Regions from separate parts of the Mus musculus genome. Here region 1 is linked to region 2. The links are chromatin loops, found by intact Hi-C in ENCODE. Cell type or tissue: left cerebral cortex. All regions are shown on one strand.

Region 1 (5,000 bases), 160 kb after region 2:
CGTGTGTGCATATGTATACATGCAAGCCTACCCACAAAACATTCACCAGTGTACACACGGTGAAGCCCAGAAGCTAACATCAGGATGTCTTCCTCAAACAGTCTCCACTTTCTGTGGAGAGACAAAGTCCCTCACTCAACCTGGAATTCACCATTTTGGTTAGACCACCTGGTCACCAAGTCCCACGTCACACTTGTGCAGCAAGCACTTGGCCCTTAATGACATTGTTACAGGTACATTCCCTTAAAAATTAATGAGTATGGGGCTGAAGAGATGGCTCAGTGGTTAAGAGCACCGACTGCCCTTCCAAAGGTCCTGAGTTCAAATCCCAGCAACCACATGGTGGCTCAAAACCACCCATAATGAGATCTGACTCCCTCTTCTGGTGCATCTGAAGACAGCTACAGTGTACTTAGATACAATAATAAATCTTTTTTTTTAATTAATGATTATAAGAAATGCTTATTTTTCTCAAAAGTCCCCAAATCTTACAGCTGATTAAAAGAAATAAAGTCATTGTTTACCAACTCCCAAGGGACGGGCCTTAGGCAGCTTCCATTCCCTGCTAGCCAAGGGCTGCTGAACATTATTGGGCCTCACCACATTGGCTTTTGAACATGGACTTCTCCTAATTTTCTTCACAGGCTACACTTCTTGAGTCACGGATTGATAAAATACCCGAAAAGTCTATTGTTCTTTACCAACCTAACTTTCTAGGTCCCAGGTACCTCACTTTCCAATGAATGTCTGGCCACCTGCATGCCATCACATCGTTTAAGATTAACTGGAAACCCCAATTCTTCATCCACTGCAGACACTGAGGAATCCTCTCAGCTGACTCTGGTAGGATGAAGTTACAGCTCCCCTGTGAAGGGGTTTGGGTTGCTAGACCCGAGCCCACTCTTGTACTAGCCCTTTGCAGAAGAGAAATGATCCAAATTATTATGAAGGTGTGAAGTTGTATCTGGAGTGGTCATGCTAGCTGAGAAGACACTCCCATGGCTGCCCCTGAGCCAGCGCTGCAGTAAAAGCACACGCTGCTCTTCAAGAGCATGTGTTATCCATGCGTGCTCATGTGCGCATGTTTACGAGAGTTCAGGCGCATGCGCATGGAAATGCATATGGAGGCCAGAGAACTACTTTGCATACATGCCATTCCTCAGGTGTTGGCTATCTTTATTTTTTTAAAGATGTAGGGATAATTTCAATTAGGAAATATTTTTTTTATTTATTTACATTTCAAATGTTACCTCTGCAGCCCCCCATCCCATCTCCTCTTACCCTGCTTCTATGAAGGTGTTCCCCCACCCACCTACTCACTCCCTATTTTTTTTAAGATGGTGGTCTCTCGCTGGCCTAGAGCTTTTCAAGTAAGCCAAGCTGGCCAGCCAGTGAGCCCAAGGATCCTTTAGCTCCACCTTCTTAGGGTTGGGCTTACAAGCCTACACCACCACACCCGACATTTTTATGTGGATGCTGAAGTTGGAACTGAAATCTTTCATGCTTGCGAGGCAAATACTTCATCAACTAAACTATCTCCCCAGCCCTCTGCAATTTACTGAATGAGATTTGGTGTGAAATATAAACAGAAAATTAGTACGTTTCTTGTGGACAAGTATCCCAAAGCACGGGGGGCGGGGCGGGGTGAGGAGGTGGGATCATTCTTTAGTAACCTAAGAAATCCATATGATTTATCTGCAGTCCCTGGGGCACACATTAAGGGAAGACGCTCTTGTGAAAGCCCGTGGGGGAGGGGGAAGGGGAGGGGAGGGGATGGAAATTAAAGGTACACTGAGTACCAGCTCCCCCTAGTCAGAATGGCTGTCACCAAAAAGACAACAAATGTTGGGTAGGATGGGGGGACTTTTATGCACTGTTGGTGGTGGGTGTAAACTATTGCACCCACTGTGAAAAATCAGAACAGAGCTTCCTCAAAAAATTAAAACTAGAGCCACCATGTGGCTCAGCCCGGCATATACCCAAAGGACTCTAAGCCAACAGCCACAGGGTTCTTGATTTCAACTCATTGCTGCCCCATCGCTAGGGAGTTAAGCCAGAAGAACAGGTTATATACACGATGGCATCTTATCTATACCTGAGCACTTGGTATCAGTTTCTGGCTTCTCCGATTTTGTAGAAATCATTTTCTCACTAAAATGACCTCCTTTGGCCCTCTATCTGGCCCTGCCCAGACTGGCTGACATTATTTACTGCATCCTTCTTGCTTGCCTCAGAACAGCCCTTCCCCCCACTTGCCAAGGTGCCCCCATTTGGTTGCTTCACTTAAGACACAAGCAAGCAGCTGAAACAAAACAAGAGAAAGGACCGACGGCAGTGCTAGGACAACAGGAAGCTAGGAGACCTCGGTGAACTGAAAACGTGGGAGCTCAAGCAAGCTGCTGCGCGTGTGCGAGCGTTGGTGTCTGTGCTTCTGACGAATCTCTGAAACTGGCCTTACAGTGCAAGCACCTGTCATCCTGAATGGTACATCAGTCGCAAGTGAGCAAAGAAGACTTGAGAGGACAGAGCCAAGCGGCTGGCCTGGCTCAACCTCCTAGCCTGACAGAGGACAGAATCCTGGTGCAAAGGCACCCTTCATTAGCCCACACTTGTGACTGTTTATGGAAGTGGATTTAGTATCCTCAGTTCCCTTATAAAGGCTGTGTTGGTGGCTTTTCTTGCTGGACTGTATTGGCACTGGGTTTGTGGGAGGAGGCTGGTTGGTGGGGGGAGCCTGGTTGGTGGGAGGAGCCTGCTTCTCTGGCCCCAGCCCAGGCTCCAAATCTGCCTTTCCTGATCTCTGCTGCCCCACCATCCCTCCAGACATCTTCTAACCCCCAACTTCGACAGCCACAGCCAAGAAATAGGAAGGGATAGCAACGAAGGCCACCAGCAGCCACTCAGGTGCATCGCCTAATTGAGGTGGGGCAGGTCCCACATGTAAGGGGCTGTTCTGGGATCTCCAGACTGGGCTATTGGAGATGTGATTGTGACAACTATCTGTGCTCTTTATGTCTTCTGGCCATCTTTCTTTCTGCAGAGCACTTACCTCTGAGGTGGGAAGGACTAGGCATAGCCTGTGCTGTCCACTTGTGGCTTCAGACTGTGCAGCTGCCTGCCAGTCACCACGGGCACAATTCCTGACTTGGCCCTAACCTGTTACTTAATCCTGCAGCACACCCCAGCAAGTGTGCTCAGTCGCTGCTTTGCAATCATGAATCATGTCCTCTCTCTTTAGGCTCAGTACCTCCAGTCGAGGTTCACAGAACCTCCAGTCGACGTTCTGTTGCTATCACCACAGTTTTGGGTTTCAATCCCCAGGATGTTAAGCAACAAAATTCAAGTTATCTTTGAAGAAACCTGAGACAATGTCTGTTTATTGTGTAAGGCTTGGTGTCTTTGCTGAATGGTGAGCCCAGACAGTGATCCACTAGGCCAAACTTTATTCAAAGTCCCCTGAGGTCCCCATGTGGGGAGGGACTATGCTGCCACCTGGATAAAGGAAAGGGAAGCTCTGGGGGCCTGGTGACCCAGGGTACTGCAAGGAGTCAAGGAAACTCCCTCTTCCCTCTGTATCTAGTTAATGTCCCCACACATGGCTCAAGGTACCAACCAGCTTCTTGCCCCTAAACATAAGGGCCAGGTGGCATTCATACTCTTTAGGATTCCATTTGACCAGTAAGTCTGGGGACATAGAGGGCCTGTGTGCCTAGCAACTCTGCTGGCCATCAGAGCCAACTAATTCAGCAGAGGGCCCTATAATGTATCTGTCTGTATATTGTAGGCAGGGGGCTTTATCCTAGGGACAGTACATACAGGAGGCAAGGTGGCCCAACATGGAACAAGAACAAACCGGGTGTCCATTAGCCCAAAGTCTGCCCAGGACCCAAGGTTCTGGTGCTACCTGGTGGACATCAGGCACGGCAGCACTACCTGCTGATGGCCGGCATCCTCCATTTGCTTCCAACAATATCAAATGATATGAGGACTGGGGCTGCTCTTTGTCTTGGCTCTTGGCTCAGATCCTCCCCCAAATGCTCTGGAGCAGGCTGGGAGGGTGTCATCATCCTTAGCTGCTCCCCACTTGGGGGCCCCAGTCCAAAAGCCTTCCTGGGTATCCAGACCTTGCACGCTGTGGCCACATTGTAGTGAAGGTGATGCCATTGCTGTCCTTGTCCTTGGACAGAAGGTCACCAGCCAGCCACTCTGGCTGGGGGCTGGAGATCAGAGCCCCTTGGAGGCAGTGCCCACCCAGAAGAATGGCCTGAGCAGAGAACAGCACCCAGGAGGGGGAAGAGAGATTCCATAGGGTGGAGTGGGGCAAACACAGTAGAAGAAAGGCAGGGCAGCATCAAGCCTAGAGGAAATAGAGACAGGACGACTTCCATTGACAAGGGCGACTCGATGGCCCCACAATACAACTTTCAATAGCAAAAAATAACCCTTCCTTTTGGCTGCTCAATATGGTCAGAAATAAATACTGGTGGAGTCAAATCAGTCCATCCTGAGCTATTTCATATTGCTCAGCCTGACTCAAGCCTTCCCCACAGCTGGTCACACTGCCCCATCACAGCAGTTGTGGCCTCCTCTCTATTAGGGGAAGTGCCCATCTTGTCACACTGCCGCCACATCCGCTCCGTCACCACTTGGCCCCTATGAGGTGCTGGCTGCATTTCTGTGGCTATTGTTGCTCTTGCTGCTGAGGTTCCTGGACTGGAGAGCACTGTAGGTCATCCAAGGACCCAGAGGCCACTCCCTGCTCAGGCGTAGCCCAACATAGAAGTCATTCTGATTTTTATTTATTGCATATGCATGCATGTTAGTGCATGTAAGTGCCCATCTGTGTGCATGCATACATGTGTGTATGTAAATGTATATGTATATGTCTGTGTATGCATGTTTGTATGTACAAGTGCTCATATGTATGTATACATGTATGTGTATGTATATGTATGTCATGTTTGTGTATGCAAGTGCCCATCTGTGTACATGTATGTATG
Region 2 (5,000 bases):
GCTAGGCAAAAAGCGCGGCTTACCAGCGAGAAAGCAGACAAAGGCTCGGTGCGCACGCGGTGGACTGTGGCACCAAATCCACGCTCAGGGTGGAGCAGATGCCCGAGTCTCACAATTTCCCACGGATGTGCCCTCTCAGAGCACAGACTCTCCCACCAGGTCCCGCCTGGTCCCTTTCCCGCCCCGGTGTTCTGGTCCTCACCCTGCTCACCCTCCATCCACAACAGCAGCGACTCCCTCCTCTGCGCGTCTGGAGCTTCTTTCCTAAACATCGTCTGCCTGCCTGCCTGCCTCCTTCCTTCCTTCCTTCCAGTGAAGCTGCTTTTGACTTCTTTGCTCAATCTTGTCCCCCTCCCCCTATGACACGCCCTCTGTTGCCCCTGCCCCAGAAGGCTTGCAGACCTGCACCCGGGAGGGGCAGGTCAGAAAGGTCATGCTACAGTTGTCCCGCGGGTCCGAAGGAACCAGAGGTGCCTTTTTCTTCTATGCTAACGCCCCATTGTTCCTTGGCTTTCTTCACCCACCCTTGCACCAGCTCCCCAGAATCTGCGTGAGGTGGGCTGGGGGGCGGGGGGAAAGTGCTGCGTCCTTTTCATGAGGGTGGGTGCACCCAGCTCCATACCACTGGTCCGCGCGCCAGAACACAGTCACTGCAGGCTCGGGCACAGCCCTCCTTCACATTTGGAATCCTGGGCTTCCTGAGCCTTGCCTATCCCCATGGCTGCGTCAGGAATCCAGCGGTTTAGATCCCCAGGACCCCCCCAGTGGAAGGAAGCATATATACTCCAGTCAAGTGATCACAGGCTAGAGAGAAATGTAGAGTAATCGGTGACAAACTTGATGGTCTAAATCATGAGTCGGGTCAATGTGGCCAGGGACAGCTCTAGGAAGCAGGTTAGTTTCTAAACGTCCGGCTCCAACACCCTCCGGGTCACGCTTCCTCTGTGCGCACGCCGGGCTGGGGAAAGCCGGGTGTCCCTACGCTGATGGGCGGTCCCGAACGTCCCTGAGGTGCCACCAGCTTCCTGAGACCCACTGGCCAATATTGGTCTGGTACACACACACACCTTGCAGACTACCCACTACCGTAGCAGCTCCCTCCCCACCCCACGATCTGAACCCCCGATTTGTCCCCACCAAGCCAGAAAACCACCCCGGCCACGGGGAACGTGGGGCCGGGCCACTTACTGGGGCTGAGGAAACACTCGGTCAGCCTTCGGAAGCAACTCGCATTGTTAGAGGGTCCATCTTCCATGTCGGAGCCGAAGGGCAGCGGCCAAACGGTGGCAAGGGGGAAGGCGGCGCCTCGGGGCCGCCAAAGAGTTCGGCCACCGGCGGCAGAGCCGGGGCCGAGGCCAGGGCAGCCCCCGCCGGCGCCCGGAAAATCCGAGGAGTCCGCGCGGCGTGCACCCGGGTGTAGGGGAAGCCGCGGCGGCGGAGATGGCCGGGGCCCGGCGCGGGCAGGGAGCAGCAAGCCTTGAATCGCAGGCGAGAGGAAGAGCCGCCGCCGCCCGCCGCTGCCACCGCTGCTGCCACCGCTGCTGCGGTGACTACTGCCTGGGGGGACGCTCAAGGGAGCTGCCTCTTGTCCTCCTCCTCCGCCGCCGCCGCCAGCATCGCCGCCGCCGCCTCCTCCTCCTCCAGCCGCCGCTGCGCCCTCCCTTCTCGGGAGACGCGCGGGGAGGTGGAAGGCAGATGAGGAGGGGACAAGAGGGGGAGGGGGGAGGGGGGGCGGCGGCCAGAAGTACCAGGAAGATGAAAAGGAGGAGGAGGGGACAGGGGAGGAGAAGGCAAGCGCCCAGGGAGCACGGGCCGCCACCCAACCACAGCCTCCGGCACGGAGAGCGGAGAGGGCGCTGGGGCCCCCAGTGGGGCTGGCGTGGCCTGCGGGAGACAGGGACCGGGACAGGGGCGGGGGCGCCGCTAGCTCCTCCCGGCTGCAGCCAAGCAGCTCCCGGGCCAGGCTCAGGCCCACTGTACTCCGCCCGCTGGCCGCGCCGCACCGGGGTTCCAGAGGGACTTGGACACGGCCGGGCTCGTCCCCAGACTCCCGCAGTGGGGCCTGGGGGTGGGGAGCGAGCCGCTCCTCCGGGCTAGCCATGGCCCTCCTCCCCAGCTTGCAAGGGGGGCAGGCGGGAGGGCGCGGCGGCCCGGACTCTGCGGGCTCCGCCCCCGCAGCACCGGCCCTCCCCGCGACGCTGCCCAGGCTCTGGTCCGGTCCGCCTCTCGGGTCTAGGGTGCCTCTCCGGCCCGGGGGTTCACATCGTGTTCCCTTTGGGATTCAATAGGACCGCGGGCGGGGGGACGAGTCCCGATCGCTGCGCCGGGGTGCGGGCTGGTACGCACGATCCGCGTCCTTCCCGGCCTGGCGAGGCTGCCGGGACGCTGCCTGCGGGCGTGGCGTGGTGTGTGCAAGCTCCGGCCGGCGCCTGAGCCGCGGCGGCTGCTCCAGAGCAGCGGAGAAAAGCGCCGCAGTGCTGCTGCCCGTGGAGGCGGCGGTGGTGGCGGCGGCAGAAGACGCCCACTGGCGGAGCAGGCGCTCCCCGAACCGCCACCGCCCGCGCCCACGTTGCGCGTCCACTGGAACTCAGGTCCCAGCACCCTGGCACTCTGCGTGTGGTGTGTGCCCCTGGCCCGCTAGTCTCCCTGGAGGTGGCACATCTGGATCTGGCGTTCCAGATGCTAAACCCACAGCCTAGCCTCTGTTCCAGCTGTGTGCAAACCACATCCGCCTGTGGGCGGGTGACCTGAACCAGGGAATCCTCTCTCCAGCCCCGCAGTATCAACAGAGAAGGCTTTTGGTCAGAGCTCCTGGAGGGGGGGATTCAAATTTGGACATTTAGCAAGTTTAAAATCAAGGCAGAGTTCCCATTAGAATGTCTCAAAAGGCGGTTCTTTCCGGGACTGCCTTGCCAATACCCACTTTAAAGCGAACTTTAGGTATGTCAGCCCACTTTGTCCTGGTGGGTCTGGAAGATAGAAGGAGCAAACTAGGGTTCGCACACAAAATGTAAAGAGTTCATTGCTTTAAAACCCAGAGACCATCTGTCACCAGTGGCTTACTTGGGCCCCCTATTCCTTCAACAGCCTGGAGACCGCTGCTGTAGAAAAAGTCTGGCGCAATGGGCGCTGAGAACAGGAACTTTGAGAGTTGGGGGAAGCTGACTAGCCAAGGAGCGCAGGTGCAGGTGTTGGCGATCCTGCCCTTGCCGACTCCCCTCAACCACCTCTGCACACCCGTTTTGAGTGTCCTGATTGCCTCTTGGTAGAACAGTCAGCGTCCTAAAGACCAACAGCTCAGCACCTAAGCTTATGCTGCCGTGCAGCGGCTTGGCTGATCCAGGGCTGGGACTCTGAGTATGAGACCTGCAGGGATGGCAGGAACAGTTTCTCCTCGTCGCAGTTTTCTTTTTTATTCGGATGATTTTCATGTTTTGATTTGCAGTGAATTCCACATTCTTCTGCAATACACTCTTTTCCCGGACTCCTGTCTCCTGATTCCAAACCCCTAAGAGTGGAAAAGGAACAGTCACGGTTGCACCGGATTGACCAGGTGGCATTCTGAGGACCTGATACTTCAGGCGTCCTCTTTAAAGTTCCCGACATTTTGGCAATTCTGAGAAGGACAGTCTCAGAGTGTAGCATAATAGCAGGAGCCAGCCAGTCCACCTCACCATGAGATCCCTGCGCTTGCAGAACAAAGAACCAGATCAATGATTCTTACCTTGGGGGCCAAGAGTGCCTTTCCATCCCCCAACCCCTGGCCCTAGTGAAGAAGAAAATATAGACAGGAGTAGCACCACCAGGCTCCATCTGCAGCCTAGGACTTGCATCTTCTACAGCCCCGCAGACTGCCCTTGCTCACTTGGCTGAGAGCAAGTTCCCTGTTCGCGAGACGGGAACGTGTTTAGGCAAAGGGATTTCTCCTTCAAGAGTTAATCGTTCATTCTTTACAAAAGTTTCTCCTTGCCACTTAAGGCTTATCAGTTGTAGGTTTTTGAGGCATTGAAACGATTTCCAGGCGCTCGAAAACTTACTTCTAGATGGATATAAGCTGCCTTGAAGCCGCAGGAGCCGGGAAAGCTTTACACATTTGCTCTGTTAGTCTTTGTTAGATCGAACTGCAAAATCTCTCTCTCTCTCTCTTTCTCGTTAACCCTTTTCCAGAGTCGACCTTCTTCCTATTTTACATCATTTTTCTCCCATTGCTTGCTGGAAACAAATCTGTATCCTGGACAAATAACAAAGTCACAAAGTGTAACGAAGGAAAGGGAACACTAGGAAGAGGAACAAAAAAGCAATTACATTTTGATTGTCCCCCTACCTCCCTTAACACTGGCATCCTCCGCTGTTCATTTAAGTCTTCTAGGCACTTGGCTACTTATATTTGGAACACACATCTAAAGATTCCAGTCTTGGATGGCTTGTTTCCCTTGCCTCTTTGCATTTCTCTGCTGATCACACCAGGAAGCAGAGAAGACTGGGTTGCTGGACCTTGTCACTTCAAACTCCTTGTGAATAAACACATTCCTGAGCCTGCAGGAGTGGTAGCATTCTTAAACTTGACCAGGTAGTTACTGTTGGGATGGCATCCGATTGTAGCTCAAGCGGAGGGCAACTGTGGCTGCCTGATAGGGGTCCTGCCAAAGGTAATCGGGTATAGGAGCTGTCTCAACGATCTTGGTTAAAATGATTCTCCTCACCTCAGGTGAACAGTCAACACAACTTGCTGGAGTTGAAAACTAAAAGAATAAACTAAAAGACAGCAGTTAGAGGTTAGCACCAGCAGACACGGAGTTATGCGGACTGCACTGGCACCCTTGTGGAGCACCCACATATAGACAAAGGCTAAACACTGAGCCCTCCCCCTGGCTCCCACGGAGTGCTGCACCCATGTAAATTTCAGATTGGCTTTTAGTGTTTTATGCCTAAAAATTCACCCATACAGCGGGTAGTAACTGCCTGCTTATTACCTAACTTGTATCATATGCTCTTAAATA

What was found. Hi-C counts contacts between places; a loop is a spot of excess contacts. Peaks named below come from ENCODE experiments on the same cell type or tissue, not always from the same donor. Only the 100,000 strongest peaks of a DNase experiment are listed, where the experiment ranks them.
Region 1: it touches region 2 in a loop (2.2-fold over the local background); 6 of 42 quality-filtered maps call a loop at or near these places.

What each region holds. Positions count from the first base shown.
Region 1 is chr17:8,634,336-8,639,335 of GRCm38, reverse strand. It overlaps a transcript of Pde10a not described here. Among named protein-coding and RNA genes, the nearest start is that of Gm46585, 99 kb to the left of the region's middle. In left cerebral cortex, a CTCF peak has its summit at 1,965; no DNase peak of the experiment used is centred here.
Region 2 is chr17:8,798,334-8,803,333 of GRCm38, reverse strand. It overlaps Pde10a (phosphodiesterase 10A), which reads right to left and starts at 1,589. Exons shown (of 22, transcript NM_011866.2): 1 at 1,189-1,589. The coding sequence starts at 1,255. In left cerebral cortex, a CTCF peak has its summit at 2,537; DNase peaks (open chromatin) are centred at 851, 1,857, 2,383 and 3,792; H3K4me3 peaks cover 2,848 bases; H3K27ac peaks cover 1,488 bases.